Linked DNA regions of Mus musculus: regions 1, 2, 4, 5 and 6 are each linked to region 3. A link is a loop called in an ENCODE intact Hi-C map of the cell type or tissue named here. Cell type or tissue: left cerebral cortex. All regions are shown on one strand.

Region 1 (5,000 bases), 170 kb before region 3:
AGGTCAGACTGCGCTACAAAGTGAATTCTAGGACAGTTAGAGCTGTTACACAGTCATTATTTTAAAAACCTTGTAAATTGGCATATTGGTTTTAGAATTACCTTCATGGTATTTATCAAATTTGATGTGCTTATACCCTTTGTTCTGGAATTCTATCTATAATATTATATTCCATAGATGTAACCATATGTGGTCATAGCTATGTGATGTTTTGTGTGGCATTGTTAATTATTTTGAATAGCTACAAATAATTTAGGCATCCACTATTTTGGAAAAAAACTTAAATAAAATATGGCACATTAAATCATGAAGTACTATGGGGTATTAAAATGAAGTAAATTAAAATATTGTAATTAAAAATAGTTAAAGTAGGCAGGCATATGTCAAAGTTCAAGGCCAGCCTGGTCTACAGAGTAAGTTTCAGGACAGCCAGGGCTACACAGAGATCTCAACCCTATCTTGAAAAACCAAGCAACTAACTAAAAACAAACACAAACAAACAAACAGGGAAATTTATTATAAAATATACCTCAAATACAGCAATAGAACACTCCATCGGCTGCTTCTCTCTCCCTTCCTCTTCTCTCTCCCTTCCTCTTCTCTCCTCTCCCTTCTTCTCCTGAGTGAGTGCTGGGATTAAAGTCATGTGCTATCACCACCTGGTCCGCTGCTTTTCTCTGACATTTTATTATTACTTTATTTTTCTGTGACCTAGGATGGCCTGAAACATACTATGTAGCTCAAGGTAGCCTTAAACTCAGGTAGGAATTATAGGCACAGTTATGTGCCTATATACCAAGTTGCTATTTTAAAATCCCATGTGGCAATGTAGGGTGGAAATGTTTCTAAACTTAATGTTTAGATTTAACATACAAAATGTTTTTTGACATCTTCTTGAAAAGGGGAACTGAAATTTCTTTAAAAATGACCTTCCTGAATTGCAAGCTGGTTATACTTTTTTTTTTTTTTTTTTTTAAAGAAGTGTCTACTTATTTTAAAGTAGGTAATCAGGAAAGAGATTGAAGTTGTTACTTCCTTTGAAATGGTGTGGGCAGACTTTGAAGACATGGCTTAAATGGCTCAAATTTCAATGATCTGTGAATTGAAAAAGCATTCCGTTCGTTCAGAAGTAGATGTGCTTTGAAAGAGGGGGAACGTGTGTTCTCACTAGTTATACACATTATATGTACTAAATAGCTGTTTTACGTTTTACGTGTAACTTGGTTTTGCTCATACTAGAGGAAAGGGTTTTGGTGCAAACAAAACATTTTCTGGCTGTGAAATTTCGGAGATCTCTCGCGTACCTGGGAAAACATTAATCCTTTCCAATCAGGCTCCCCCAGCCCCGCCCCGCGGAAGGATGAATAAATAAACTTATAAAATACTGGCATTGTAATGGCCATTAAATAGCTATGCAATGAAAGTTTCTTTTAGTATTTGATTGTTGGGTAGAAAAGCACTCAGATTAAAACCGTGTGAAAGTGAAGATGGACTTCAGTCCTGGGCAGTCTCATCTACTTCATTTCTTTCCCAACCACACCTATCCGTCCAGTGCAGGTCTCGGAGGTCAGGGTCTGGCGGACAGGCTACCGTCGCTGCTCTCAGGTCCGGAAAGACCACTGTCCACCCCTGCCCCGTGGACGTCGCGCGGGTCCCCTGCCGTGCTGCCAGCAGTGTCGCCCGCCAGTAGTAACTCTGCTCTGCTTCAAAAGTTCCCTGGGGTCCCCAGGCTTTTCTAGCCAGCACCGTTCAGGGCCCTAAGCCTGAGTCCCGGGAGCCGGAAGGCCCGCGGGCTTGTAGGAGGGCGAGTCGCGAAGCGGGAAGCACAAGGCGCGCGTTCCCGCGAACGCAGGCGCGACGCTGGGCGGGGGGCGCGCACGCGCGCGGAGGCATGGGCGGGGGTGGTGGTGTCGGGGCGGGGCAAAGAGGCGAAGGCGGGAAGAGGGCGCCCTGGAGTCCAGCCGAGCCCCGGGAGGGCGTCGACGCCGAGGGGGCGGGGCCAGGCGAGGCGGGAACGCGCTCGCGGGCCGGGAGGGCGGGGGCGCGGCGCTGGCGAGAGCGTGCCCGGTCCCCGCCCCTGTTTCCCACTCTTCCTTCCACCTCTGACCGGCCGGAGCTGCGGAGCGGCTCCGCTCGCTGGTTTCCCGGAGCCGCCGCCCGCTTTCTCCGCCCGCGGTGAGCCCGTCAATCCCCGCACAACGCGCTCCTCCATCTGGGCCATGGATGGGTAAGTGCCGGGTGGCCGTTCCGGGGCTGCGCTGGCCTCGTTTCCTCTCGGCGACGCGTCCCGCCGAGGCCGGGGAGCAGGGCGCGACGCCGGCTAGCGGAGGAGCGGCCCGGGGCTAAGCCCGACGGCAGGGACCTTGGGAGCGCGGGGGTCTGTCCGCCGCGGTCTCCGCTTCCTGCGCGCGGCGCCCCCGTCACGTCCGCCCCTCGCAGCCTCGGGGCGCCTTCGGGAAGCAGAGACGAGCCAGGGCCGGGGTGCCGGGCCGGACTCCCCACACTTCCTCTCAGAAAATGGTGCGCGGCGCTGGCGGGGGCGGAGGCTGAGGCGGCCGCGGCGCTCGGGGAGTTGCTGTTTACCGGTGGGGTGGGGCGCGCGGCGGAGCTTTCCCCCGGCGGCGGGCCCGGGCGAGCGGCGACAGCCGTCTGGGCGGCGACCGGGTCTCGAACTGCGGGCCCGTGCGGGTCTCGGAACCGGCGGGGTCTCCCGATTTGGGCTGTGAGATACGTTAACCACTTCTAAATACCGAGCGTCTGCACTTTATCACCAGGGACGCTTCCTCTTCGTTCCCCACCCCCAAGAAACTTCGTGAATTCGCCTCGGGCGATGTCAGATATTGTGTAAGTGTAGATTTCCGGGCGCTTTCAACTGCTCGGTTTAAATGGGGTCTGTGACTAAAAGGGGGAAAAAAAAAAGAAAAAAGAAAAAAAAAAAAAGATTTACAGTCACCTTTTCCGAGCTCGTAATTTCTCTGGGAACTCTGGAACATGGGGCAGGACCTGATGTATTTTAATAAAAAGCGTGAATTGAGGGTCATATAGTCAAGATTAAAAAAAACCACCAACAACTCCAAGTCAATTAGAAATTCCACCTTTTATTTATTTAAACCTTTGCCGTTTGAGTTGTTCCTTAACCCCCTCCCCCGCCGACTTTTGTTGACAAGGATTCTATAAACTGCGGAATGGTGGAGCATATAACTTGTTTGAAAAGTAAAATACATTTAGTAACTTGCCGCGTAGTTGATCATACGTGTTTAAGTGAGGACACTAGAATTTTACAATTTTTGCCCTCGTTAGGTTTCGTTTATCTTAATTTCACAATATTGTGATATATGGTTTATCTCATTTGAATGCAGATTGCACACTGCTGCAGATATCAAAGTGCAATTTTAGATTTTGATTTATGGTTGTGATGCTCTTTAAAGTATTTTTATTTAATGGGAGCTACTTTGCGAGCGAACGCTTCACCTTGAGCATTGGCTTCTCATTACCCGACTCTGATTCATTTTACGTGTGAAATAACTTTCAGTGATTTATGCCATAAGTGCCATTATATCAGTTCAGGAAGGGCTATGAAGTGTTCGTCTTCAGAAGGTTCAACTTCGGGTGTGGGGAAACAAGTTAGCTTTTTGTGTGGTGAGATTTAAAGGGCTTGACTGTTCGCTTCTTCACTGTGAAGTGCAAGCTCCTCCCCCACAGCGCAATGGTGGGGGGCAAGGGTGACTAGGAATAGTCACCCTTATTCAGCATCTACGGTTTATCTGATCCAGAACAGAGAATCCATAGGCTTTTAGTGAGCATTTGCTACTTACTACATCTTGTTAAAAATTACCTTTTTAGTTGGCTTACAAAGTAACAGGTTTTAAAATGTTTCACATAGACACACACACACCACCTCATTCATTCTGCTCATACTTCTCTGCCCTAGCCTTCCCAAACTGACTTGTTGATAGTTTTTAAGAACTTTGCCTTGCTTGTGGAATTAAAGCTAAGAAGCCGGTGATGCAGACGGAGGCATTCAAATGGGGAAATGTTGTTTTGTACATCAGGACCAGCAAAGATACTATTACACACTCGTAAAAAGTCTAGTGTATCAGCTATTTATCAGGCTTACGTTTCAGAGAAATGAATACAAGTTTCAGGACTCCACAAGGAAAAAAAGGAATGGTTATTGTTTAAAACAGTGAAGTTTATACCACTTGATGCAAAGGCAAGTTTACATACCTTTAGGAAATTATGACTCTATTGATTAGTAACGTAATACAGAACTGATGTGTAGCTTTCTTTTAGGAAATATGGAGCTAAACTGCTAACTGAAGCTATAGAAGAGGCCAGTTTTGGTATAGCTGCATAGGAGTTTTCACACATTATCTTATAGAGTGTCGCTTTTAATATAGTGACCTATGCCCCAGGCAAGCTTATTAAATTTCATTTTCCCACAGCTTGCAAAAAGCCCATTTCCTTTATTCTGAGTAGTTAAAAAACAAAAACAAAAAAAACAAAGCATACTAGCCAACATATTTTTAGTTCCTCCTCGAATCCCAGCTCTCTGCCTCCCCCCCCCCATCCCTGTGTGTGTGTGTTCATGTATGTTCTTGTGTGTTTGTGTGTTCGTTCATGTTCATTTCTACCATGGTTTTTTGTATTCAGAACAGTATTGATGGATAACATTTTTAAAATAGTAAATCTGAATGGTGTGTACAAACTGATGCTTGTAGTTATTAGCCTGGGAGACAGTCATGCTTTTGTGAGGCTTTCGGGTGATATGAAGCTGACTTACAAGATGCTTTTTGTGGCTGTAAAGTTCAAGCCCAGGTTCTGTTTTACCGAGGCTTCAGGGTGTGATCACTCCTGTCAATGATTTAAAAGAATGAACTTTGATGATTTCAGTTTCGGTTTGGACTTGTCAAAGTGAGATAAACACATGCTTATTGTATTGAAGCACAACTGTTCTTTCCTACACACTAGAGAGTAATTTGTTTCTTGCGTTGATGTTG
Region 2 (5,000 bases), 400 kb before region 3:
CCATGCCGTGCTCCAGCCCCAGCCGTGGGAGACGCGAGTCCTTTCCACCCGGCATCTGCTTAGAGCTCGTGTCTTCGCTCAACAATAGTTCTCTACTTCCGCAATCCCGTTCGCGCCTTGTTTTGTTTTGAGTCAGGGTCGGGCTGTGTAGCCCTGGTTGGCCGGGTACTCGGGGTTCTTCTGCCTCATCTTCCAGAGGGCTGGAATTACCGCTATGCGCGGTCACGTTTTTAAAGAGCACATTTGTTAAATTAGTTTTCCTTCCCCCGCCCCCTCCATCCCCAATCCCGTGTGATTACTTGAATGAAACTCAAGGGTCGAGGAGTTTGTCTTGTGATTCCGGCGTGGCCAAATGCAAAACTTTTATTTCTAAACTTAGAGATGAGCAGGCTTGGGGTTGGAGAGGTGGCTCAGCCGGTAAGAGCACTTGCCCAAGCATTAGGGTCTGTGTTGGAATCTCCCGGCATCCATGGCCGAAGACAGACACCTGCACCCCAGAGCTGAGGGAAGGCAGAGACGGAGGATCGGTGAGGGTGGCAGCCTAGCTCCGGGCTCAGTGAGAGACCCTGTTTTCAAGGGAAGAAGGTAGAGAGTGATAGCACAAGGCATCTGATGCCTTTTCCTGCCCTGCTCACACATGCACCACACACACAAAGGAACCAGGAGTCCAGGTTTCCTTACTAGTTTTGTGACTGTTGGCCTCCACGTACATAAAAATGCTCATTAAAAAACATTTTTGGGGACACATCTTACACAATATATGGCGCAGAGTAGATACTTGTTAGGTTGGTTGGTTCTTTCTTTCCTTCTTTCTTTCACCAGCACAGCAAATGCTGGAATTTGTTTTTTAAATGAACGGAGAGTGCTTTTTATAGAATTTTATTTTTCTTCCTAGCACTGATTATGTGGATACTTTACAAAAGGTTGATATATTTGGTAAATACATCTTGATGATGTAAATTAAAAGTTATGCTAAATGTTGGTATTAACAACTTAAGTCCTAGAAAAAAAAAATGTTCATTTAATGAAGTGCATGAGGAATTTGCAGAGCTAAATTTCTGATTTAAGTCTGTGTTTTTTACGTGTATCTTTCTTAAGAGACTAAGAAACCAAACTCAGCCTAGCTGTTCTTTTTTGAGTCTGTAATTTAAGGCCAGTGCATTTTATGTGTGCACAAAAATTTTTTTACAGATGATTGTAAAGTCCTGATCAGTGGCCACTGAATATAATTGACCCAGAATAGGAAGATGGCAGCAAATCCTTCAGGACAAGGTAATGCATGCTGGGACTTCTGTTATTACTAGGAACGTTCTCCCATACAGTAAATATATTTGAGGTAGAGAAAATTTAGTATAGAGCAGTTACTGCATCCAGAATTATGAATAGCAAAGTGGAATCTCCCAATTTAAAATCAGTTTAGCACTGTATTAGCAACATATTTTTTAACATTACTAATTCTTTACTTTAACCTGTCAAGATTAGTGATTCACATCGTAAACTTTTTTCCTTCTATTTACTTTTGTATAGCGTGCATCTGTGTATCTGCATGTTTGCATGTGTATGGGTGCATGTGTGTGTAGGGGTGGGCGTGCATGTGGAGACTAGAGGTTAACATCGAGGATCATCTTCCAGCACTTTGCACCTAATTCATTGAGGCAGGGTCTCTCAGTCAAATCCAGGGCTTGCCCATTGGCTACTCTCGCTAGCCAGCTTTCTCTACCGTTCCCCTCTCTGCCTTCCAAGGCTGAAATTATGCTACATATATGTGGGTTCTCGGGATCTAAACCCTGGTCCTCATGATTTTTGGGAACAAGTGCTTAACCACTGAACCACCTCCCCAGCCCACATCATAAACTGTATCCTCTGGCATCTGTTTTCTTGCTTTTAAAACCGTTGTCAGATAATAACCATGCCTTTATCTTCATTGCTATAAAAGTTTCAGTCATTTCACCTGTTACGTTTTTAATCAAATCAGGTTAGGTACAAGTTGCTGTTAAGGAAATTTTTAAAAAATGTTTTGTTGAAATAAAAATGTATTCACGTGTTTTTAGCTTTCTGAGGGCTATGTCTTGGACTTGTGTCAACCTCTTAATTGCTTAGGCTTACAAGTATGGCCAGATTCTTTTTTTTTTTTTTTTTTTTTTTTTTTTTGAGACAAGGTATGTAGTCTTGGCTGCCTGGAACACACTATGTAGACTAGGCTGGCCTCCAACATAGAGCTCTGCCTGCCTCCCTAGTGCTGGAATCAAAAGCATGTGCCACCACACCTGGTAAAGGTATTAGCTATCATTTTGTAAGTATTTTTATGCCAATAATTGAAACAGGTCTCTTTCCACATCAGGCCCGAACCATTTGACTTTTAGGTATGTTTGATTCATCATCTCAGGTAAAGGTTGTATTTATGGTCTCTTAACTTCTTTTGAAAGGTTCAGATTAAAGTAATTTGTATTTGATCCTCAGTACCCCCCAACCTCTGCCCAAACTGAACCACAATGAAAACTATGAGAAATCCATTTAGGAAAGAAAAAAAAAATACTAAAAAAAGCCACACAATAAAAACATATAAATTATCTCATTCTAACTTTTCTCTCTGCAATTACAGTAGGAACAACCCCTGTTAGTGTAGCTTTTTGTTGGCTCATAGTCAGATCTACTATGAAGCATCCAAAACCTAAAGAGTAACTAGTTGGTTAAGTCATTTGACTTTCATTGCCGTTAGGAATTCTGTTGGTATCACCATGGAGCTGCTGCTATTGGACACCAGCAGGGGGAGTCTATATCATGTTCTATAGACTTGAAGATTTTCAGTGAAAAGTTTAAAAAATTAATATTCATTGATGCTCAAAAGTTTTTTAAAAATTAATACTTGTTGATGTTCATTTATTTGTTTTGAGATAGGGTCTTTACTGTATAGACCTGGCTTGGCCAGGGTTTTTGTTTGGTTTTGTTCTTTTGCTTTCTTTGTTTTTGTTTTTCAAGACAGAGTTTCTCCATGTAGCTCTGGCTATCCTGGAATTCACTCTGTAGACAAGGGTGGCGTCAAATTTACAAGGATATGCCTGTCTGTGTATCCAGGGTGCTGGGACCATTGCCATCTGGCTAGCCTGGAACTCTCACACGTTTGAATGTTTTGCCTGTATTGCCTCCATGCATGCATTGCCCTTGGAGGCTAGACAATCTCCACTCCCCTAGACGTATGGGTGCTGGCAATCAAACCTCGGTCTTCTGAAATAGCAACCGCAGCTCTTGATTGCTGAGTCATCTCTGCAGCTCCTCAATAAAAATTTTAAATCTTCATTGTATTTTACCACCTTTAGTATAACATCTCTACTTCTCTGTTGTTTGTGTGCATAGAAATTAGATGGAGGTTGATTATCAAATGCCTTGGTTATCTTAAATAGTAACGGAAAGAAACATGATTTTCTTTTTTTACATTTTAAAGTATACATTTTATTTTATTTTTATTTTTATTTATTCATTTTACATACAGATTATGGCTTCCTCCCCTCCTCTTCTCCCATTTCCTCTCTTTCATATCCCCTCCCCCATATCTCCACAGAAGAGGGGAGGGAATCTTATGGATATCGACCCACCTTGGCATATCAAGCTGCAGTAAGACTAGGCACATCTCCTCCTACTGAGGCTAGACAAGGCAGCCCAATTAGTGGACAGGGTCCAACAGCAGTCAGGTAACAGTCAGAGACAGCTCCTCCTCCGGCTGTTAGGAGTCCCACATGAAGACAAAGCTGCACAACTGTTACACAGGTGCAGAAGGCCTAGGCTTGTCCCAGGCATGCATGCTCTCTGATTGGCAGTAGTTTCTAAGGGCCAAGGTTAGTTGATTTTTGTAGGTTTTCTTGTGGTTCCCCAAGCTCTCTCTAATGTTTGGCTGTAGGTCTCTGCATCTGAAGAAACATGATTTTTTTTTTAAATGAGTGTTAGTATATGCCTTATAATTCATTAATGTCTCTGGTGCAAGGGCCAAATATCCATTGTACTTACTTAATTATTGGCTTTATTGGGAGAGCCTAGAAGGTAGTTAAGCACACTGGGTAGATTTGTGAGAATAGTTAAGAACAGTGTATGTGTGGCTTGTTATATCTCAGGAACCATCTGTCCTTGGGCAAGGGCCTTACAGTTCAGAGGCAGAGTTTTATGGATCAGTAAATTAAAATTTAAAAGATAACTTTGGTTTTCACATGTGGTAGCTTTTAATTGTATTCTCAGCACTTGGGAGGTGGAGGCAGGAAGATCAAAAATGAGAGATCATCTTCAACTACTACAAAAAGAAAAGAAAAAAGAAATTGTTACATAAATAAACTGTTAGTTTTTCTTGTTTGTTTTGAGATGCCTTGCTGGGTGGCTTTAAACTGAAGGTATAAACCAGGGTGGCCTCTAGGTTGTGACAACATAGCACTGCCTTCAAGTACTGGGGTTTCAGTATTATCATTATACCCAGCTCAAGGTAACAACTATTATACTCTTTAAATTTTCATTACAGTTGAGCAACGTATAGACTTGATATTTCTTTTATTTGAAAGCATTCTGGGGTATTATGTATGTTTATAAAGCAATAATTACAAAGGCAAAGCAAAAATCCTTTCAAAAATTTTCTAAGACGAAACATTCAGTGCTGGATAGGAACTTTTTTTTGTTTGTTTGTTTTTGTTTTGTTTTTTTGAGACAGGGCTTCTCTGCGCAGTCCTGGCTGTCCTGGAACTCACTCTGTAGACCAGGCTGGTCTTGAACTGAGAAATCCACCTGCCTCTGCCTCCCAAGTGCTGGATTACAGGCGTGCGCCACCACTGCCCGGCCGAACTTATTTTTAAAAGTTAGTTGTCATATAGTGTAAACCCTCCATAAATAAAAGCACCTGGGAATTTCAAAAGCCTAATAAATAGTTGAGTAGCCTAACAGTTACTCAAGCTGTAATTCTGGGAATCTCCTCTTGTCTTTCTCCCTCTCTGTGTCTTTCTCCCTCTCCCAGTCTCTTTTTAGCT
Region 3 (5,000 bases):
CTGTACAAGAGAATTATGTTAACCTACGGGTGTTTCCGGCCCAGGTTCCTTGTTCCTCATGGTGGCTAAATCTGTTCTTAGCCAATAAAAGGAGTATCAATGGTGTATCATTTCCTGAGGTAAAGAATTATTGAATTATCATTCTCATTTCTCCACCCTCCCCCTGTGTGTGTGTGTGTGTGTGTGTGTGTGTGTGTGTGTGTGTGTGTGTATGTGTGTGTGTGTGTGTGTGTAAGCCAGAGAGGTCAACTTTGGGTATTGTTCCACGGTAGCCATCTGTTTTGTTTTTTAACTTTAAAAAGTTTTATTATTTTTAATGATGTGTCTGTGTGCAGTGACTAGAGGTGCCTGTGTCAAATCCCTTGGAGCTGATCTTATAGGTGGTTGTGAACTGTTTGATGTGGGTGTGGGTGCTGGGAACCAAACTTGGGCTTTTGAAATGAGATCTCTCACTACTCTGATCTCACCTACTAGATGGGACAGGGATCTATCCATCAGTCTCCACTTTCCTAGTGTAAGCATATAATGCTAAGTCCAGTTCTGGGCCTCGCTCCAGCATCCCAGAGTAGATTCCAGTGGTATCTAGTGGCCCATCAAGCTGATTACAGTAAATAAATAAGTGAACAGGAAACAAATGAACATCGGGTCTGAGGCTCAGACACAACTCCTTGTGCCTGTGTGGTAAGTCTCTTCTCACTTATCTTGATGGCGGTCTTGAGTTAGTTTTTCCCCAAACAGAACCAGAAGTGCGTATTATTACATTAATGGGGAGTAAAGACTCAGGAAGCAGGATTGGGGACCAACAGAACTAACTAAGAGAAAGAAAGAAACAGTATGAGGATGCTACAACATCCTGGACTCTCTGAGGGGGCGGGGGGCGGGGCGCTGCAGCATCCGGGTCTCCCTGGGTAGAGGGCGCTGCAGCATCCGGGTCTCCCTGGGCAGGGCGGTGCGGCAGCATCTGGATCTCCTCTGGGTACGGGACACTGCTCCACTGCGGATACAACTTTCTGAAAGGCTGTGGAAACTCAGTCACTTATGACAGTGCCTCCAGGGACAAAAAGGGCAATAGCTGGTTCACTAGTGCCGATCCCCAGGGGATTTAACTCCTCTCCCCTTCCAGGCTGCATGTGCTGGAGTGCGTGAGCCACAGAAAGGAAACCCCAGAGCAGGAGGCAAGAAACAGTCACGTTGCCAAGGTGTATGCAGGGCTGGCATACATTAGACTTAAGAACCTGGGAAGTGTCTGGCTCCGCAGGAAAGCTCAAACAGGGTCATGGAATATTCTTTTTGGATGGAATGGCAATTCTTGTCTCCAGGAATGATAGAGCAATGCCTAACTTAAAATGGGTATTTGTTGTTATTTTTCCCCTCCTTTTTGATCTTATTGTAAAAGAAAGTTGTTTTATTATCCTTTAATCATCTGTTCCTAGTGTACAGAAACGCATATTTACCTTATGTCCTGCATCATTCCCGGACTCCTTTCCTGGCCTTCATAGGTTTATGGGTTTGTTTGTTTGTTTTTTAGGGTTTGAATTCTTTAGGTGTCTGCATCTAAGATCATGCCATTTGCAAAGAGAAATAGCTTTAGTTATCTGTCAGAGATTTGACTTTAAGAAGTGAAAAGGTAGGTTCCCCCATGCCATGCTGAACAACTTTTAAGTAGTTGGATAGCAGCGCCCCTTGGAAACTGTGCTACTTAAGGGAGTCGAGTGTTTTCCCACACTGCCAGAGTCATCACTGAAGTGCAAGGTTTTTTAGAACCAGCACAAGTGGGAGAAATCTGGCTTCTCACCAGATCAGGATCCCATGGCTTCTGCTAGAGGAGACCGTGGGTGACCAGGAACTCTGTGGAGAACTTACTTCTTTGCCCCAAGCTTCACCTGAGGGACCGTCCTTCATGGTAACACATGCCACTTCCCCCTTGGGATTCTGCAGTCACCTGAGTGAATGCCTACCACCCAGGCTGAGAGGAGCGAGGAGCAGTAGCTCTCTCCTGTATGCCTTAAGGAAGCTTCCAGTCGGAGCTCATTTCTGGGCCTCGCTGCAGCCTCTGAGTGGAACAGCAGTGGCATCCAGTGGCCCATCAGACTAATCACAGTTGGAGCCCTTCCCCACCCGCAGGCAGGAATCTTTTCCTTTTTTTGCCTGGTCAGGCAATGGGCCAGGCTCATTCATGATGAACCATCTGGGATTGCTTGAATTGCTCAATTCAGCATCCGAACCAGCGCGTGACTGGTGAGCAGCCGAGATACCAGCTGGACAGAGGCCCCGAGTCCACCAGGAGCTCCCCAAAGCCCATGGTTGAGGTTCATGTGTCAATTCTTTTATTTATTTATTTTTCTATTCTAGAAATAATGATAGAAATTCATGATGTGTTGGTGTTTAATGACACCTGTGTGAGATGGCAAATAAGTCCAGAGAGAGTGAACGCCAGGATCGTGTACTTGGTAAGCAAAGGGAGGTGCTTTACCTTGCAAATGCAGAAATGGAAATATGAGCCAAAAGAACTTGCCTATAGGCGCTTCACTTCCCCTCCCCCATTTTCCCTCCTCCTTCCCCACCACCCACCATCTCCTTCCTTTCCTTCTGCTGGCTCCTCTTCCTTCCTTCAGTCACACAAAGTGAAACCATATTTGTTTGCAAATGTATAGTAACAAGCTACAGATAGTGTAACTCATGAAACAGCACACAGTTAATTACTTGGTATAAGCTGGTGTAGACTCTTGCTTGAATATGCAAGTCTCCGTTCCTTGGCACATCTTCTTAAACAGAGATTCTTGAAAACACACATCAACGTTTCAGTTAGAGCCAACACAAAGGCCAAGACAAGGTTAGAAGATGCTTTCAACCTCCATTCATTTAGAAAAGAATTGTTTTCTCTAGCAGGCCGTGAACACTGTTATCACGCAGGTGACCATGGTGGAAGGCAAACCAATGATGCTTCTATAACTAGGAAAACACCAACTAAACCACACTGTTTAGTGCTGCTATCTTCCAGCTATACGGTTTCAATGAGAAATATGAAGGTTCTTAGTCAGTCTAATTGTTTTCTGGTTCTATTGCCCTGTTTTAAAAAATGGGTGGGATTTTTGAGCTATACACATATTTCACATCTAGCATGTATGCCATCTGACCAGGTATGAGTGTGGGACTGGCATTTCTGTTTGGCATTCTCTTTATTGCTCGTTTCCAAGCACTTGTGCTTTCCTGCCCCAGAGAAGGCTGGACGCACGTGCTGATTTGGCAGGAGAACTTCCTTTTATTGTTGATCTTTTGTGGTCAGAAGAGCCATGAATTCTCACTTCTGTCTCAGCTTAGGTCTCATTGGTTCCTGGGATGATTAGGCCTGGTCCTCAGGTACCTGATGGCAGAGCAGGCCCTCTCTCTCCTCCGTGGTTATTCAACTCCGGGGTTACATAGTATCTAAGATGGGACCCTCAGAGAAACAGCGCTCAGCACCATAAAGCCTCCGTTATTCTGACTGGAGTCATGGTGGATTCTCTTGTCTTTCCTCTTCTAAAGATACGCGTTGAAAGACAGCAGCCGGATGCTGCGGAATCAGTTTATGAGGAGACAGTCAATGTGACCACAGACAGCAGAACCCCAGAAGTGTGCCTGCACCTCCAACAAGGAACCAATTACACCATAAGCATTTCTGCAGCCCCTCCCAGGCGCTCTGTGCCCGCCATCCTTGGCTTCCAGACCCCTGGTAGGTAAAGGGAAAGAGGCATTTCCTCCTGGGGAGTCCTGAGCACAGATGTGGAGAACCAAGAGGGGAGGGGATTTCTGTTGGTGTGGGCAGAGGGATGAAGCTACTCCGTGGGTAGAGCCAGAGTAGGCGTAGTAGGAAAAATTCTTATTCTGTTGAGGTCCAGCTGAATGGCGCTGGCAACTGTTTCTCAGCTGAGTCCTTGGAGACAAGTGGTGGTAGCAGAAGGAACATTAGATGATGATGTCATGGGTTTCCAGATCTACAAGAGATAGAGGATCTTACAGCTTATATTTGCTAGAAAGCCCAACAGCCCTTTCTTTCCTTTGCTTAAGAAAGAGGAGGAACAGAGGAGCTGAAGGGTGGCTTCTTATTTACTATGAACTGGTCTGGCTGCTGAATCGGCTAACAGTGGTTACGCGGGAGCAGGAGGCAGCCCGAGGGTGCAGAGGGGTCCATATTGGTTGAATGGGGGAGTGGACCCAGAGGAGCATTAAGAAGTAGGAGCAGGAGCCAGATGTTGTAGTGCATGCCTTTAATCCTCGCACTCTGTAGTCAAGTGGGTTTCTGTGAGTTCGAGGGCAGCCTCATCTATAAAGAAAGTTCCAGGCCAGTCAGGGCTGCTTAGTGAAACCATGTCTAAAAGAAAAAAGAGAAAGAGGAATAGGGGCTGGGATGATGGCTCAGCTCAGTTAGTAAAGTGCTGGGCACGTAGCATAAAGACCTGAGTTTGGATGCCCAGCACCTGTGTTCAAAGCCCTGAATAGTCAGTCATGTATCTGAAATCTCAGCGCTGGCAGACAGGATGCCTGGGGCTTGCTGGCCAGCCAGTGAGTTCCAGGCTCAGTGAGAGACCTTTTGTTAAACATAAATAATTCAGGGCACCCAGAGTTGACCTCTGGCTCCTCTGCACACACATGCACCCTAGACACACGCAACCATACACACATATAAACACATGCATGTACAAAAACAGGCTTGTATGCGAAAAGTAGGAATAGATCACTGCATATAATTTATGGGATTTAAAAAATATTCCATAATCAGAGTGAGTTGTGTGAACTTTATGCTCAGGCTGGTGCAGCAAGCACTTTGCCAACAATGCTGCCTGCACAGCTCACATGGGTTCTGTTTTGCAGAGACTTCAGGACCAGAGAGTCAGCTTAGTAGACAGTACTTACTCTGCTTGCAGAGGGTCCGTCCACAGTACCCACGTGGCAGCTCACAACACTGTAACCCCAGTTCTGGGGAAGCCCATGTCCTATTGTGACCTCTATGGTCACTGTCA
Region 4 (5,000 bases), 190 kb before region 3:
TTTGATTCAGCAGCAGAAGCCCAAGCAAGAGAGATAAAAGGTATTGGGGTCCAGCAGATTAGAACTTCATAGGCAGAGGGGCCTCTAGTTATAGGACTGTCTACCTGCTCCCTGCCCCTTACCTGGTACTCCATAAATCTATTTTCTCCCTCCCAAGTGCCCTCCTTCCCAGTTTTTATGTGTGTGTTGTATGTTCTTACATGGATGGGGGTATAATTATGTAGTGCACATGTGTTTGCATTCATCTGGGGGGCTAGGGGTTGTTGCCCTTGAGACAGTCTCTCAATCAAACCCAGAGCTCACCAAAAGATATGGCTTAGGCTTACTAGCCAGTTTGCCTGGGAAACGGAGGCTGAAATTACAAGCAGGTACCACACCTGAGGTCTTTGAACAACTTTTTTCAGCCACTCTCAAAGTATTTTGTGCTTCAAAAGATGCTATCAAGAAATGGAAAGACGACTGGGCACGGTGGGACACGGCTGCACTCCGAGCACTAGAGAAGAGGAGGTAGGCGGATCAGGAGGAACTCAGGGCCATTCTTGACTTCACAGTGAGTTTGGTACCAGCCTGGTTACATGAGAACCCCATCTAGAAAAGAAGAAAAACAAAGTGGTAGAGCGATCTATAGAGCACCCAACCAGATCTAACATCTTCTAAATGATAAAGAACTAGTATCTAGCATTTATTTTTTTTTTTAAAGATTTATTTATTTATTATATGTAAGTACATTGTAGCTGTCTTCAGACACTCCAGAAGAGGGAATCAGATCTCGTTACAGATGGTTGTGAGCCACCATGTGGTTGCTGGGATTTGAACTCTGGACCTTCGGAAGAGCAATCGGGTGCTCTTACCCACTGAGCCATCTCACCAGCCCGTATCTAGCATTTATGAAAAACTCACAACATAGCAAGAAAGATAACTGGCCAGAGAGTTTTAAATGGACAAAGTGGGCTACCGAAATGACTCTGTGGGTAAAAGCGCTTGCAAAGCCTGAGTAGCTGAGTTTAAATGCGCTCGGTGGAAGGGGAGAACTGGGCTTCTCCAAGTTGTAGCCACTGTGGCACACAGGTGCATGCATGTAGTTTTAAAAAAGTGATCAAAGAAGAGCTGGAGCCATGCCTCAGTGGTTAGAACACTGGCAGCTCTTCCAGAGGCCTCAGATTCGTTCCCAGCACCCATACGGCAGCTCACAACAGTCTATAATGCCTGTTTCAGAGGTCCTCTTCTGGCTCTGTGAGCAGCGATGCATGCATTGTGCACAGACATACACATAAAAATAAAGCTAAATTTTTAAGTTGAAAAAAAAAATATCAATGATCTAGAAACACCCAGCCTGGTTCTACAGAGTGAGTTCCAGGACATCCAGGGCTACACAGAAAACCCTGTCTCAAAAAACCAAAAAACAAACAAACAAACAAACAAACCAAAAACCAAAAAAAAAAAAAAAAAATCTAGAAACACTTGGAGGCTGAGGCAAGAGGATCGTTTGAGTGCAAAAGTATGATTTATGATTTCAGACTAAGCCACTCAGGGACACTCCATCTCCAGAAACAAAAGAAAAAACCTCCATAGGATCTGAATAGAAAATTCTTCCCCAAAGACAAGCAAACAGTCAACACGCAGACAGGGAAACGCACAGCAGCATTAATGCAACCAAATACCATGAATTTACCTCACTTTGTAGCCACAGAATGGCTAAAATCAAAACGATAGAAAATAACCAATGTTCAGGGGTTAGAGAAATTGGAACCCTCAGACATTGCAGCAAGGAATGTAAAACTGTGCAAGAAGCATTAGGAAGCAGTTTCACAATCTCAAATAACGGCCTCACCAGCTCCAGGACGTCCATGCACACACCAAAGAGAAATGAAAGCAAACAGTCCAAACTACCACCAGGTGGCGGTGTTTCTTTAAAATTCAAGTTTGCCCACCAGAAAAATGTTAGCATCGCGATAGACAACTATAATTTGAGCTAAGGCAAAAAATACGAGGTTCCCTATAGAGCTGCCATCAAGAAGAATACATATAGATAAAAAAAATCTTTAAAGAAAACTGTTTTGAGAAAACAAAATATGTTATATAGAATGTATAATGTAATGATCATTTAAATCCCTAAAAGAAATGTATTGGCCTGGAGCGCTCAATGTTCCTGCTTCTCCCTCTCAAGAGCTAAGATTACAGATACTGCACCTAGATAATAATACTTTGTATTTAAACGCTCCCCCATCTGGTGGCTAACAACCACCTGTAATTCCAGACTCATGCGATCTAAAGCCCTCCTCTTCTGGACTCCATGGGTACCTTCATATGCTTAAACACACACACACTAAAATTGTTTTGAATTTTTTAAAATTTTAATTAAAAAATAAATCTTTTAAAAAGAAAAAAAATTAACTGTATGTTATGACCAAGGGCAGATATTTTCAGTGACTTTAGGAGAGTCAAGGGTCTCTTGAAAATGTTCGTTTTCTTCTCACACAAGATAGGTCGCTTTGCCCCAGAGTCGCCTTCTGAGAAATCCCTGGAGTTTTCCGAGTGTAGCAATTGCTTCTGTTATGGTACCAACCTTCCATATAGGATTCCTGTGTCTCCTCTTGTTTGCTTCATTACTGTCAGGGGTTATGCGATGTTGTAGGATATCCTCATCCCTGTACTGTCATTTGTATTTCCCTGGTGATGATGTGTAATCCCAAAGGCAAGGGAGAGAGCACCCTCTTCTAATACTGGCCTTTATATTATCATTACGTTTTTCATCTCTTTAAAGCAGAGGGAAGACTTTATATCAACTACACTGTATCAAAACATAGTTTTGTTCTTTTTTTTTTTTTTTTTTTTTTTTAATGTTTAAGATAGGGTCTTTTTATGTAGCCCTGGCTGGCCTGGAACTCACACTTCTTCCATGTCAGCCTTCCAAATTCTGGGGCTACAGGCATGGACTAGCAAGCCCACTTCTGGTTTTGTTTTGCTGAGTGTATTACAGAGCTCTTTCCATGTTTATACCCAAAAAAAACCTACCTTAACCGTGTGTGTGTGTGTGTGTGTGTGTGTGTACATCATGTGTACTTGACTGTGGATGTGTGTGCTCTGGGTGAGTGTGTAAAAGTCAGAGGATGACTTCAACTTTGTGGACTTAGTTCTCTACCCAACCTTTAAGGGAGTTTCAAGGATCAAACTTAGATAGCCATGCCTCTCTGTGACAAGCACCTTTGCCTGCTGAACTTTCTTATCAATTCCCTACCTTAACTGTTTAAAAGCAGTTTATAGTCTGTCTTCATCTGAGTGTGTTCCAAATTAATGTAATCCTTTGTATCTGCGGTGAAACACAAATTTAAGACATTTAGGTATTTTCAGACTTGTCTCTATGATAAAGTGTTGCCATAAAAAATATTTGGACATGTGTGTACTCTTGCTCAGCACCCCTATTTCTCTACCATATATTTCTGAAAGTAAAACTGTTTGCTCGATGGATAATCACATGTATATTTTTCATGACACAGCTAATAACTGACAGCAAGATTTCCCAACCTTAATGGTTGGCCTTTGTGGTTAAATAATTCTTGTGTAGAAGGCTATTGTGGGCGTTATATAATAAGTTCAATAACTTCCTGGTCTGTAATCTATAGATGCCAATAGCACCCTTTGCCAGTTTATCCACTTACTATAGTAAAACACACCTAACATAAAGTCTACCACTCTAACCTATTTTACAAGGAGAGCTAGCTGAGCAGCACTAGATACATGACACTGTTGTGTAACTTTGCCTCATCCATTGCCAGTTCTGAGTTTGAACAGCCAAAAACTGTCCCTTAAAATTGCTGAAAATCTCCAGAGGGCAAGTTGTTGTGATGGTTTGCAACACCACGGAGAAAAATCTAGAGTGCAAATGTCATGAACGGCAGTAGCAACAGCCTGCAAAACAAAGGCTGAGGAGGTTAAAGGAAAAACAACAACACGCTGTCCAGGATCTCAGTGTCTCTCCTACAAAGAAAAGACATGGCTATGGAGAACATTATCAAAAGCGGGTTGTGGTGATCCATGCCTGTAATTCACTGATTGGGGGGCTAAGTCAAGAAGGTAGTGAGTTTCAGGCAAGCCCTGGACTCCAAGTAAGATTCGAGCTCATAAAAAAACAAACAGAAGTTTGCTTTTTTTGTTGTTTTTTGAGAACACAAAAACGTGAGAGAATAGATAGCAACTATAAAGGGAAGATAATGCATGCAGGGCTTTTTTTTTTTTTTTTCTTTTTTCTTTTTTTTCGAGACAGGATTTCTCTGTAGCCTTGGCTGTCCTGGAACTCACTTTGTAGACCAGGCTGGCCTCGAACTCAGAAATCTGCCTGCCTCTGCCTCCCAAGTGCTGGGATTAAAGGCATGTGCCACCACGCCCTGCAGGTCTTATTTTTGAGGTCCAGGCTAGCCTTAAATTGATGGCAGCTTTCTGAGTACTGGGACTGCAGGCATGAACCATTTCTTGGCTGCAATATGTGTGAGTACAGATATATTAAACATATACATTGATCTTTAGTGTGTAGATTTTAAGTGGATTACTGGATCATAGGGTGCTTCAAGTTCTAGTTATCCATAGGCTTAGATTTTTTTAAAAACCTACTTTAATAAGGGTTCTCAAATGCTTTGACTCTCCTTTCTATCTAGCTCACTGTCCAAAGGTAGGGAGAAAAGATTTGGACAAGGGGATGCGGACCTGTTTAGAAGTAGTTCATTGGGGTCATTTCAATCTCCATTTGTCAGGATGCCAGCAGTCCAGTTCAGTGGTGTCAGGATAGAAAGCATGAATCAGCAGTGGTGGCACGATCCAGCAGAAACTGCCAGGCATCCACCAAATCAGCAGGAGTCAGTGGAAGCGACCAGGACCAGCTGGAGTTCTCTGCCATGCCTCTCTCACAAAGTGAAGACCAGTGAAGACGCAAGACCAACAAAGAGCTATGCAGTTGTATTGTCACTGTCTGCTGAGTCCTATTTACACTCTTTCCAAACACCATG
Region 5 (5,000 bases), 490 kb before region 3:
ATTCTTTTCAAGAAATGGTTTTATCTCCACACTCCCCGCCTCAGCAGTCAAATCAGAAAGCACAGCCATCCTCACGTTTAACAACAGCTAATCTAAGATAGAGAGAAGTAAACTGACAGATGCCTCAAGACCACCGTCCCCTAGGTTTCACAACCAATTTGAATAGATTCTAAAGTTCCTTTATTTACTTACTTACTTACACGCACACAGAGTTAATTTTTAAAGGGGCAAAGAGGGGACTAAATAGATGGCACAGGTTTGCTTCCTAGTACCCATGTCTGGTGACTCACAACCACCTGTAACTCCAGCTCCAGTGACAAGGGACATCCACACCTCTGGCTTCCAAGGACACTGGCACTCACATACCCACAAACATATACATAACTAAAATAAATCTCTAAGAAATTAAATGGAACAGACATTTCTCTAAGAAGACATGCAAATATCCACCAAGAACATCAAAGGATGTTCTCAGTTGTCAGGCAAATGCAAATTTAAAAAAAAAATCACATTATGATATCACCTCACACCCACTAGGACAGCTATAATTAAAGACAGATAATAATCATTGTTTGTGAAGATGTAGAGAAACCAGAACTCACACACCATGTGAGGGGATGTCAAAAGGCTGGCAGTACCTCGAATGATTACATGCAGAATAACATATAATTTAGTAATTATACTCCTAGGTCTGCATCCATATAAATAATACTTGGCCACAGGAAGACTTATACACAAATGTCTGTAACAGTATTATGCCTAAGAGCCAAAGGAGAAAACAAACAAAATTCCATTTGAGGGTGGGCAGACAAAATGTGGTATGCTCACACACAGACTATCACCTTACGGTAAGAAGGAAGTCCTAGCCAGTGCTCCACTGTGAGTGACCCTTGGAACATGCTGAATGTAAGAAAGAAGACGACACCTGAGAGACAGAGGTGAGGCCACCAGGCTCCAGAGAGGACAGTGACAGCGAGGACTTTGAGGTTTCCCTCTGGGGTGCTAAAAGGTCCTGACACTGATTTGTTGGTTGTTCTACAAATCTGAATACACTAAAGCTTTGAAACGTACATTTCAAATGACTGGGCTGTGCAGATGTGGCTTCCGTGGGACTTTTTAAAAAGGAGGGATCATGGGGCCAGAGAGAAGGCTCGGTGGCTAAGAGTGCATTCAGCTCTTGCTGAGGGCCCAGACTGAGTTTCCAGCACCCACATGGGGCAGCTCACAGTCACCTATGTAGAATTCTGTCCCCAAGGAATATGGCTCCCCTTTCTGACCTCCATGGGCACACACATATGTACATAAAAGTAAAAATAAGGTCTTAGACAGGTGGTGATGGCGCATGCCTTTAATCCCAGCACTCAGGAGGCAGAGGCAGGTAAATCTCTGAGTTAGAGGCCAGAGAAAGTTCAGGATGGCCAGGACTACACAGAGAAACCTTGTATCAAAATAAAACAAAACAAAACAAAACAAAACAGAACTCAGTGATGAAGAGCACTTGTGCCTTCAGAGGACATGGGTTTGATTCCAGCATCCGTGTGCTGATTCACAACCATCTGTAACTGCAGTTCCTAGAGATCTATTCTTGTGAGCTCCTTGGACACCAAGCACACATATGGTACACATGCATATATGCAGGCAAAACACGCATAAAATAAGTCTAATAAAGAATTTAAAAATAAATTCTCTGTTAAAGGAGACAACAAAACCTAAACAATAATTATGCCGCACACTTACCTAGTTCTCCATTTTTGTTAAGGTTTAGTTCAGATTTCTTTAAAAAATATATTTTTATGTGTATGGGGGTTCTACCTACATGTATGTCTATGTTTCCTATGTGTGCCCAGTGACTGTGGATACCAGAGGATGCCGGATCCCTGGAACTGGAGTTATACTCAGCTGTGAGCCACCATGCACATGTTGAGAACCTGGGTCCTCTGCAAGAAGAGCAAGTGCTCTTAACCTCTGCGCTGATGAGACAGCCGCCTCTGTTTACAGGCGACACTCAGTTCTCAGGCAGAGGTCCCTTGTCTATCTTAAAATTCTTCACCCTATCTACGTTCCTACCAAGATTAGCTACCGGGTCTAGTGAGGACGCAGCTGCTGCTTAGATACTGAGAGGTGACTTCTAACAGTTTCTGTAGGATGATGTGTTCATTCCTCATTTGACTTCTCTATTTAAACAGAAATACTTCCCTGAATTAAATCTCTCTACTTCAGCTAAGGGTCAAGGTCTTGTGAAGAAACTTAAGTCTCTGCCTGCTTCTAAAGCACTTCCCTGCCCACCACACTGCCCAGCCACTGGAGACTACAGAAGACTATCTGGATCCTCCAGAGACACATACACTGCCTCGTGGGAGCTACAGACTGGTGGCACTACATTTTACCAGCAGGTGTCACTCTCGAGCTTTTGAGTCTCAAGTGCCAAACCAGAAAGAAAAGAAACAGAACAGCCAAGAGGGGAGCAGGGCTTGGGCAACAGTTTCCCTGCAAAGAGCAAAGAGAGAACAGAAACCCCTAAGTCATGTGACCTGGATTAACAGTTTACTGCGGTGGCTTTCTACTCCTAAACACCTTACTCCATCTTCATGGTCTAACCAAGAAAACCTTGAGACAAATGTCCACTGAACCTTGCTAGCAAACCCCAAAACTGTCAAAGGTTGTCAAAGACCAGGAAAACTTGAGAAACTGTTACAAGCAAAAACTGCCAAAGGGGTTATGTATGACCGATGTCCTGGTAGGGAGCCTGGAATGAAACACATCAGGCAAAATACTCACCTCGGAATAAAGTACCGAGTAAACAAAGCTTATCAAATGATGACGCCAGCTAGCCCATTAACTGGGACAAGCATTTCACATCTGTGCAGAATGTTAGCCATGAATGCAACTGGGTACTGAGTATGGGAAACCCTGTTCTCCTATTTTTACAATAACCCGAAAACTCTTCTGAAATAAAAAGCATATGTTTAAAAAAAATTACCACTAGCTGCCAATTTGGCCAAGTAGGATTCTATTTTAAGGTCTTGTTCCGACTGCTTTAAAATGGCTGCTTCTTTTTCAGGCACGTTCTTAAGTGACTGGAGGGCAGAAAAGTAAAGAAGCAGACTCAAAAGACCAGACAGGACTTAGGGTGGCAAAAGAGAAGTCTGGGGACAGCGGATTCCTGCGGGCCCCATTGCCTCCAGCCCTGTCCTGGCCACAGGGATCACCTTACCTCAAAACCCTACAAACATCCAGTATTCACTGCACACATAGCCATGGTGGGTGACAGAGGTGAGAAGGTGAAGATACGACTGGGAACTGGGCAGCCCCTGGGGTTAGTCAATCAAGGTCTTGTCAAAGGATAAATTGGCCTTTGAATAGTCATACGCTCTAAACTTTCCTAAAGTCTCCAAAGACAAGTAATAATTATCTTAACTTAAAGGCCTTGGAAAACTACCCAATGTATATTGATTATTAGGTCTTTAAAATTTTAGTTATCACCCATTTTAGAAGGGGGGGGCAGGGAGTTGTACGGGGTGGGTCCATTCACGTTGCTTCAGTACAGAGGAGTGAGTGGTTTTCTTGCTTGAGTTTTAAATAAAAAACTGTGGTTGTGAAGGGATGGTGTGCCAGATTCCTGTCCCCATTGGCCACAATCTGAAGCGTCGGCTTTGCCTTCTTGGTAGGCAGCCAAACCTCAAGAAGAATGTCTGCCAAGTGGGAAAAGCAGTTTTGGTCGGTGAGACTCACTTCCAAGCATCAATCTTTTTGCTTTTTGTTGTTGTTTGTTTTTCCAGACACTGTCTCGTACAGTAGCAGAGACTTGATGGAACTCATTATGTAGCCCAAGATGACCTTGAACTCACAGTAATACTCCTGCCTCTACCTCCTCAGTGCCAGAATTATAGATGTAAACCAGAATGCCCAGCTACCAAACTTCAGTCTTTTAAAGAGGTGGGGTATTGGGATATTTCCCTTTTCAAAAAAAATAAAGACAGACAGACAGAGACAGACAGAGACAGACAGTAATAATACAAGTGAAAATCAGAGCCAGGCACCATAGCTGTACACAGGGCTGAGGCAGGAGGATTGCCACAGGCTTGACGCTAACTTGGGTTAGATAGTGAGTTCTGGGCCAGCTTGAGAAATAAGATAATATCTTGTACTGGGAAAAAGAAACTTGAGCAGGGTGGTGTAATCCTGTAGTCCTAAATACTGAAGGAGCTAACGCTGCCTCCAAGTTCAAAGCTCTCCTAGGCTACAAAATGAGCTCAAGGCCAGCTTGAGTAGCTTAGTAAAACTCTGCCTCAAAGAGTAGGGGTCCAACTCGGTATAGAGCATATGAAGAGCAAGTATGAGTGCCCTGGTTTAACCCTCAGTACCACATAAGAGAGAGACAGACAGAGACAGAGGACAGATGGAGAGACAGAGACAGGGAGCGGGGAGATGGCTCAGGTAGTAAAAGATCTAACTGAAAAGCTCCATAGGCCAAGTTCAGTCTCTGGAACCCATGTGAGAAACTGTGTGCAGTGGTGCACATCTGCAACCCCAGCACTCCTGCAACTGAGATGGGAGGCAGAGGCAGGAGACTCACCACACGCACGCACCAGCAGCCGGGACTACAGGGAGCAGCAGAAATAAGAGAAACCATGCAACCAGGTGGAAAGCAAGAGCCAACTCCTGAAGTTGCACTCTGACTTCAAATGTGTGTTATGACATGCATGTGTGTGCAGAAACACACACAGACATATACACATGCACAAACATACACACACACATACATAAATAGTGTTTTGTATTTTTTTTCTTTTTTAAAGAAAGGAGGATGGGGGGATGGTATGGGGGACTTTTGGGATAGCATTGGAAATGTAATTGAGGAAAATACGTAATAAAAAATATTAAAAATTTTAAAAAAAAAGAAAGAAAGGAGGATGGGAGGAAAGAAAAAAGTAAAAATCCAGCCCACCTTACCTAGCAGGCTGGCAGTGCAGAGTAGAAGCTGAGAGTGTGAGACACTT
Region 6 (5,000 bases), 480 kb before region 3:
ACAAAACCAACGATCCCGTGGAGAGAACAGGACTCTAGTCTCAGATGACAGCAAGCGTGCTGCCTGGAACTTGCTAGCACAGAACAGCATCTGCAGTGCAGTAATGAGCTGGCTGCACACAAATGCTCATTTTCATGAAAGAACAGAGGCATCCCACAGTTACTTCTGACTGAGTTTATGGGCATGTTTGCATTGTATTATTTTAGCTTACTTTCCTTTTCTGTTTTCTACAACAGATTAAGTACATAAAATAAAAATTGAAATTTCCACCACAAAATGGATAGACACGTGGTTAAGTGTCCAATAATTAATTAGCTGTTACTGTGTTGTGACTTTCTAAGAGGCTGAAGAGAAAACAGCCAGGAGGTTCCAGCCCTGAGAAGGGGCTGTGCTGACCTCCAGGTCACAGAGGAAGACAAGAACCGTAGAGATTTGATGGAGCACTCCATAACAAAATGCCTTCAGCTAATTTCAGCTCAGGCAATATGGCTCTGTACCAGTCGTCAGGAATCTGAATTAGAGGGGCCAGAGAGGTAGCTCAGTGGACAAGACTGGTGGATGACTCCAAAGACCAGGTTTGCGCCTCAGCACCCACGCAGCAGCTCATGATCATCTGCAGCGCCAGTACCAGGGCATCCAACGCTGGCTTTGGCCTCCAAAGGGCACCAGACATGCAGATGGTACCTAGACATGCATGCAGGCAAAACACTCATACATATAAAGTAAAATGTTAAACATTAAAAAAAGAAACAGTCTGAATTAGGGGCATAATAACACACACCTTTAGTCGCAGTATTTAAGAGCCAGAGGTGGGCAGATCTCTGTGAGTTCCAGACCAGGCAGGGCTACATAGTGAGACCCTGTCTCTCACCACCACCACCAACCCCACCACCACTACCACCACCACCATCAGTTGGTTTCAGGCCCCAGAACAAGCAGATGAGGTGCATATTTTACATACCAAAGCAGACCTAGCCTCCAGGTTCTCCCAGCATCCTTCAGTCCCTACCTGGCATACCCTGCCCCCAACCCTGAACTCTCTAGCCCAAGGGCTGGGCTGCCCTTCTTCCAGAGGCTCTTTGCTGTATAACTCAGACATTTTGGTTTTTCCTCCTCCTCCTTTTCTCCCTTTTCCTCCTTTTCTTCCTCCTCCTCCTCTTCCTCTTCTTCTCTATCCTCTTCCCAGCCCCTTCTTCCTTCTTTGTGAGCAAGCACACGTTCTCTTCACTCTCTCCTCTCTCTTTCCCCATGGCGACTTCCCTGGTCTCCTTCCTTGGGGCCATCAAACTCACCCACCCAGGACACCTTCCCAATAAACCTGCATTTATATATTTTTAATCTGGCTTGAATTGGCCCATTTTACTGGTGGAGAGATCATTTATCAATCACCACCACACTCATCATTTAGAGGATCTGGAATCAGAGCCTTGAACCTGTAGCACCGCCTGCCCTGCACCAGCTGTCTGAGGTCCTCAGCAGAATGCAAGTCCCAGTGCAGGATCTTGTGACCTCATCCTCCTCTTTCTCATTCCCAGATGTCACTACCTATCATGATAATAAAACGTAAGGTCTCAGCAGTGACTGCTCACCCCAGTGGAAAACCAGGATATAATTTGGAAATGGCAGTTTCTCAGTTACAAGGAATCAAATAACCCCAGGAGAAAGGACAGAGATAAGAATGCAGAGGGGAGGGGTAGGCTAGGATGGAGCAAGGAGAGGAGAGATGGGGGAGCGATAGCAGGTGCATTAGCCAGTGAGTCGGGTAAGCCCTGCAGGATCTCTTTACTGTGTGTGGCCAGGAATAGGACTGCAGGGTACAGGAATCAAGCAGTGTAGAAAACTGTCAGGGTGCATAAGGGCTGCTTGCCAGCAAGGCAGTCACCCTGCCACCAGGCCGCTTGCTTATGTACCCAATCAAGAAAAGCAGGTTTTGTGTTTTACTGACTGCAGGGTGAAAAGTAACCTCACCCCGAGGGAGAGGTAACAAATGCTAAGAATTCCTGGAGCTATGCAAATCACCCCAGGCCCTCACTCAGACCTGTGCTTGGGAGCCAGGTGCGAAAAGACGGGGTGGGGTGACTTTAAAAAGCTGAGAATGGTTTAAATGTCCACCAAAAATTTTTTTTTAAAAAGACATTTGTATAATCGTTGCATAATCAGGCAGAGGCCCAGAGAGTGAGCTAAGCATAACGATGCGAGCAGAAGGGCCTCAGCAGCACTGTCCAGTGGGAGGAAAAGCAAGAGCGCACACGCACTGGAACCCACACTGTGTGTACTCTACGTGTGTGCCGTAAATGAAAGAAGTGGAGGCACACCACTGCAGCAACGGCTGCTTCTGGTGAGAAGATTGTCAGCCGAGGAGAACAGGGAGGCCAGGCTTGCGCCTCTGTATTTGTTTGTGTTTTACAACCAGTTAAACTATTTGTGTGATTTTAAAACACAGTATTTCCATCCAATAAAAGATGAAGAAATATGTGAACATATTTCATTTTGTTTATCTTTCCTAATAATTTAAACAGGTATAGAACCTACCAAAATTTTACAATTAAAAAAAAGTTTGTTGGGTATAGAGGCACACCCTGTCACCCTAGAGGATCACGAGTTCAAGGTCAACCTGGGCTACACACAGCAAGACCTTGCTCCAGCCCCCCCCCAAAAAAAAATCATTAATAAACCATTTTCTTAATTGAAGTAAAAAGGAGGCCAGGAACATGGCTCAGTGGTACTGCACTTGCCTGGCATGAGTGAAGCCCCAAGTTCAATTCCCAATATAACTGGGGTGTGAGAGGCTGAGGACTGAAGAAGAAGAAGAGAGATGCAGTTTATCTGAGCTACTAACACCACCCATAAAACTTCATGAAACATCTGTAATTCTTTCCACAGTATGTGATTTGTGGTAAAGGAAAAACAGAAAAAGAATGCTTTCCTGACTAAAGCACTTACTACATACATACATACATACATATGTGTACACACACACACACACACACACACACACATATCCTGGTCACATTCGCTACCTCCCTCTTAATCCCTCCTAACCCTACCAAGTTCTCCCCGCCCCACCCCACTCTGCCAGGTCCCCATCCCTCTTCCCTGTCTTTTTGCTTTTTGTAAAGTACTTTTAAATTATAAAATACAAAGTGATGGTAAGAATTTTCTCCTTAGTAATAGAGATGATTTAGATCAGCAATTTCCTATTAAGGAGCAACCTTGATCCCCAGCAGATATCTGGCAGTGTCTGAATATATTTGATTGTCACAAAGGGAGTTGGAGATAGTTGGAAACAGCTACAAGTACCTAGTGACAGAGCCTAGGGGTGTCACTACACATCCTACAGAAAGTGTTGCTCATCCCAAAAGATGGATACTGCCAGTCAAGAAACCCTGCATGAAAAACAACACAGCCTAGGGATGGGGCTCAGTGGTGGAGTGCTTATCTGCCCAGCAGGCATAAGGCGCTAGGATCTATCCCCACCCTTCCGCCAAAGAGTAAGAATTAAAGTATTCTTTTACAAGGAAATTATATAAAGAATGGGAACACTGTAGTCTTAAAGTTTCATGTTAGAAACATACTTAACAATTTTGTAGCCCCATACAAGTTATTCAGTTTCCTCACCTATAAAATTCTAACTAACAAAAGCCTTTTAGGATTGCTGTGAAAACTGTCCCCTGTCTGTCTGGTAGAAGGCATGGCAGGCCGTCACAAGGCTTAGGTTCAGGCCCCTTCTGTCTTTAACTACATTTAGGCCAAATTACAACCAGGGTCTCACTACAGATTTAAGTGGATATAAGGCCATGCATATTGTGAAATGGACACATTAAGCAAAACTGGCATATGACACAGAGGTATCATGGGGATTAAATGTTTAATTTAAACTACTTCAGCCATAACTTCTCCTCATTTTAAGAATAAAAAAGTATATAATCCTTTTAGCTTTTAATATAATCATTCTATCCCATAACTATAGTAAGAGTAACCAGAGGAGACGAAGCACAGGCAGAGGGAGGGTCTCAGTCCACAAAGGGCACTGCGGTTCTGGGAGGACCCCAGTTCATGAAGAGCACTGCTCTAGGTTCTAAGAGGATCTCAGTTCACACTGTTCTAGGCTGATTCCTACGGCTGTGATAAAACACCAGGACCAAACTTTGGAAGGAGAGGGTCTATTTGGCATACACATCCCAATAGGAGCTTAGAGGCAGGAATTGATGCAGAAACCTTGGAGGAAGGCTGCTTACTGGCTTGCTTCTGGAGGCTCATGTTTGTTACCTTATACATCACAGGACCACCTGCCCAGGGGTGGCACCACCTATACTGGGCTGAGACTATGCCAATCATTAATTAAGAAAATGCTCCACATACTTACCAACAGGCAGTCTTATAGAGGCATCTCCTTAATTGGAGATCCCTCCTCCAGATGAGCCTGGCCTGTGTCAACTGACCAAACACAAAAGCACATGTCTGAACCCCGACATTCTGAAACAAGACCTACTTTGGTGGTGATCCTGTATGTGATGTAGGTCTCCATTGTGCAGACGTGCTTCTTAGGATCATCAACTGTGACAAAGAGATCTCTGGCTTCACCATCAATGTCATCATCAAGCTGAAGTCTGTTCAGAAGGGAAGATGAAGAAGCTGGGCTGGCAGTGCCTGCTGGAGTACCACCGTTGGGCAAGATGAGATCCTGGAGGAAGAGAAGAGCATCCTTAGACCACAGGGATGGAGAACCTCACCAACCACAGCTGCCGCAGCCACCGCAGAAACACCTCAACAACAACTTTGACAGCCCCAGTGCTTCTGTTCACTCCACGTGTCTCAAATGAACAGGTCAAAGGAAGACCTCAACCAGGAGCTGGAACGGAGGCCATGGAGGGACGCTGCTTACTGACTTGTTCTCCATGGCGTGCTCGGCCTGCTTTTTGAGAACACCCCAGGATCACCTGCCCAAGGATGGCACCTCTTACAGTGAGTGTGGCCTTCCCACATTAATCATTAATCAA

What was found. Hi-C counts contacts between places; a loop is a spot of excess contacts. Peaks named below come from ENCODE experiments on the same cell type or tissue, not always from the same donor. Only the 100,000 strongest peaks of a DNase experiment are listed, where the experiment ranks them.
Region 1: a loop joins it to region 3, with 5 times the contacts of the local background. A loop is called at or near these places in 4 of 42 quality-filtered maps.
Region 2: it touches region 3 in a loop (3-fold over the local background); 7 of 42 quality-filtered maps call a loop at or near these places.
Region 4: a loop joins it to region 3, with 11 times the contacts of the local background. A loop is called at or near these places in 17 of 42 quality-filtered maps.
Region 5: a loop joins it to region 3, with 4 times the contacts of the local background. A loop is called at or near these places in 4 of 42 quality-filtered maps.
Region 6: a loop joins it to region 3, with 4 times the contacts of the local background. A loop is called at or near these places in 4 of 42 quality-filtered maps.

What each region holds. Positions count from the first base shown.
Region 1 is chr4:59,546,375-59,551,374 of GRCm38, reverse strand. Ptbp3 (polypyrimidine tract binding protein 3) reads left to right here and starts at 2,011. Exons shown (of 14, transcript NM_178164.3): 1 at 2,011-2,227. In left cerebral cortex, no CTCF peak of the experiment used is centred here; DNase peaks (open chromatin) are centred at 1,971, 2,520, 3,638, 3,938 and 1 more place; H3K4me3 peaks cover 2,737 bases; H3K27ac peaks cover 1,239 bases.
Region 2 is chr4:59,778,526-59,783,525 of GRCm38, reverse strand. It overlaps Inip (INTS3 and NABP interacting protein), which reads left to right. Exons shown (of 5, transcript NM_001013577.1): 2 at 1,192-1,272. The coding sequence starts at 1,248. Among named protein-coding and RNA genes, the nearest start is that of Inip, 2.8 kb to the left of the region's middle. In left cerebral cortex, a CTCF peak has its summit at 2,765 (motif pointing right); DNase peaks (open chromatin) are centred at 99 and 2,756; H3K4me3 peaks cover 909 bases; H3K27ac peaks cover 216 bases.
Region 3 is chr4:59,378,311-59,383,310 of GRCm38, reverse strand. It overlaps Susd1 (sushi domain containing 1), which reads left to right. Exons shown (of 17, transcript NM_001163288.2): 7 at 2,353-2,450; 8 at 3,526-3,712. Among named protein-coding and RNA genes, the nearest start is that of Susd1, 58 kb to the left of the region's middle. In left cerebral cortex, CTCF peaks have their summits at 921 and 2,087; DNase peaks (open chromatin) are centred at 1,010, 1,126, 2,133 and 3,838; H3K27ac peaks cover 1,114 bases.
Region 4 is chr4:59,566,622-59,571,621 of GRCm38, reverse strand. No RefSeq gene overlaps it. Among named protein-coding and RNA genes, the nearest start is that of Hsdl2, 12 kb to the left of the region's middle. In left cerebral cortex, a CTCF peak has its summit at 1,891 (motif pointing right); a DNase peak (open chromatin) is centred at 1,894.
Region 5 is chr4:59,868,490-59,873,489 of GRCm38, reverse strand. All of the region lies in intron 3 of Snx30 (sorting nexin family member 30), which reads right to left. Among named protein-coding and RNA genes, the nearest start is that of Slc46a2, 44 kb to the left of the region's middle. In left cerebral cortex, a CTCF peak has its summit at 2,388 (motif pointing right); DNase peaks (open chromatin) are centred at 2,395, 3,006 and 3,657; H3K27ac peaks cover 504 bases.
Region 6 is chr4:59,857,129-59,862,128 of GRCm38, reverse strand. It overlaps Snx30 (sorting nexin family member 30), which reads right to left. Exons shown (of 9, transcript NM_172468.2): 2 at 4,493-4,684. Among named protein-coding and RNA genes, the nearest start is that of Snx30, 54 kb to the right of the region's middle. In left cerebral cortex, no CTCF peak of the experiment used is centred here; DNase peaks (open chromatin) are centred at 59 and 2,225; H3K27ac peaks cover 780 bases.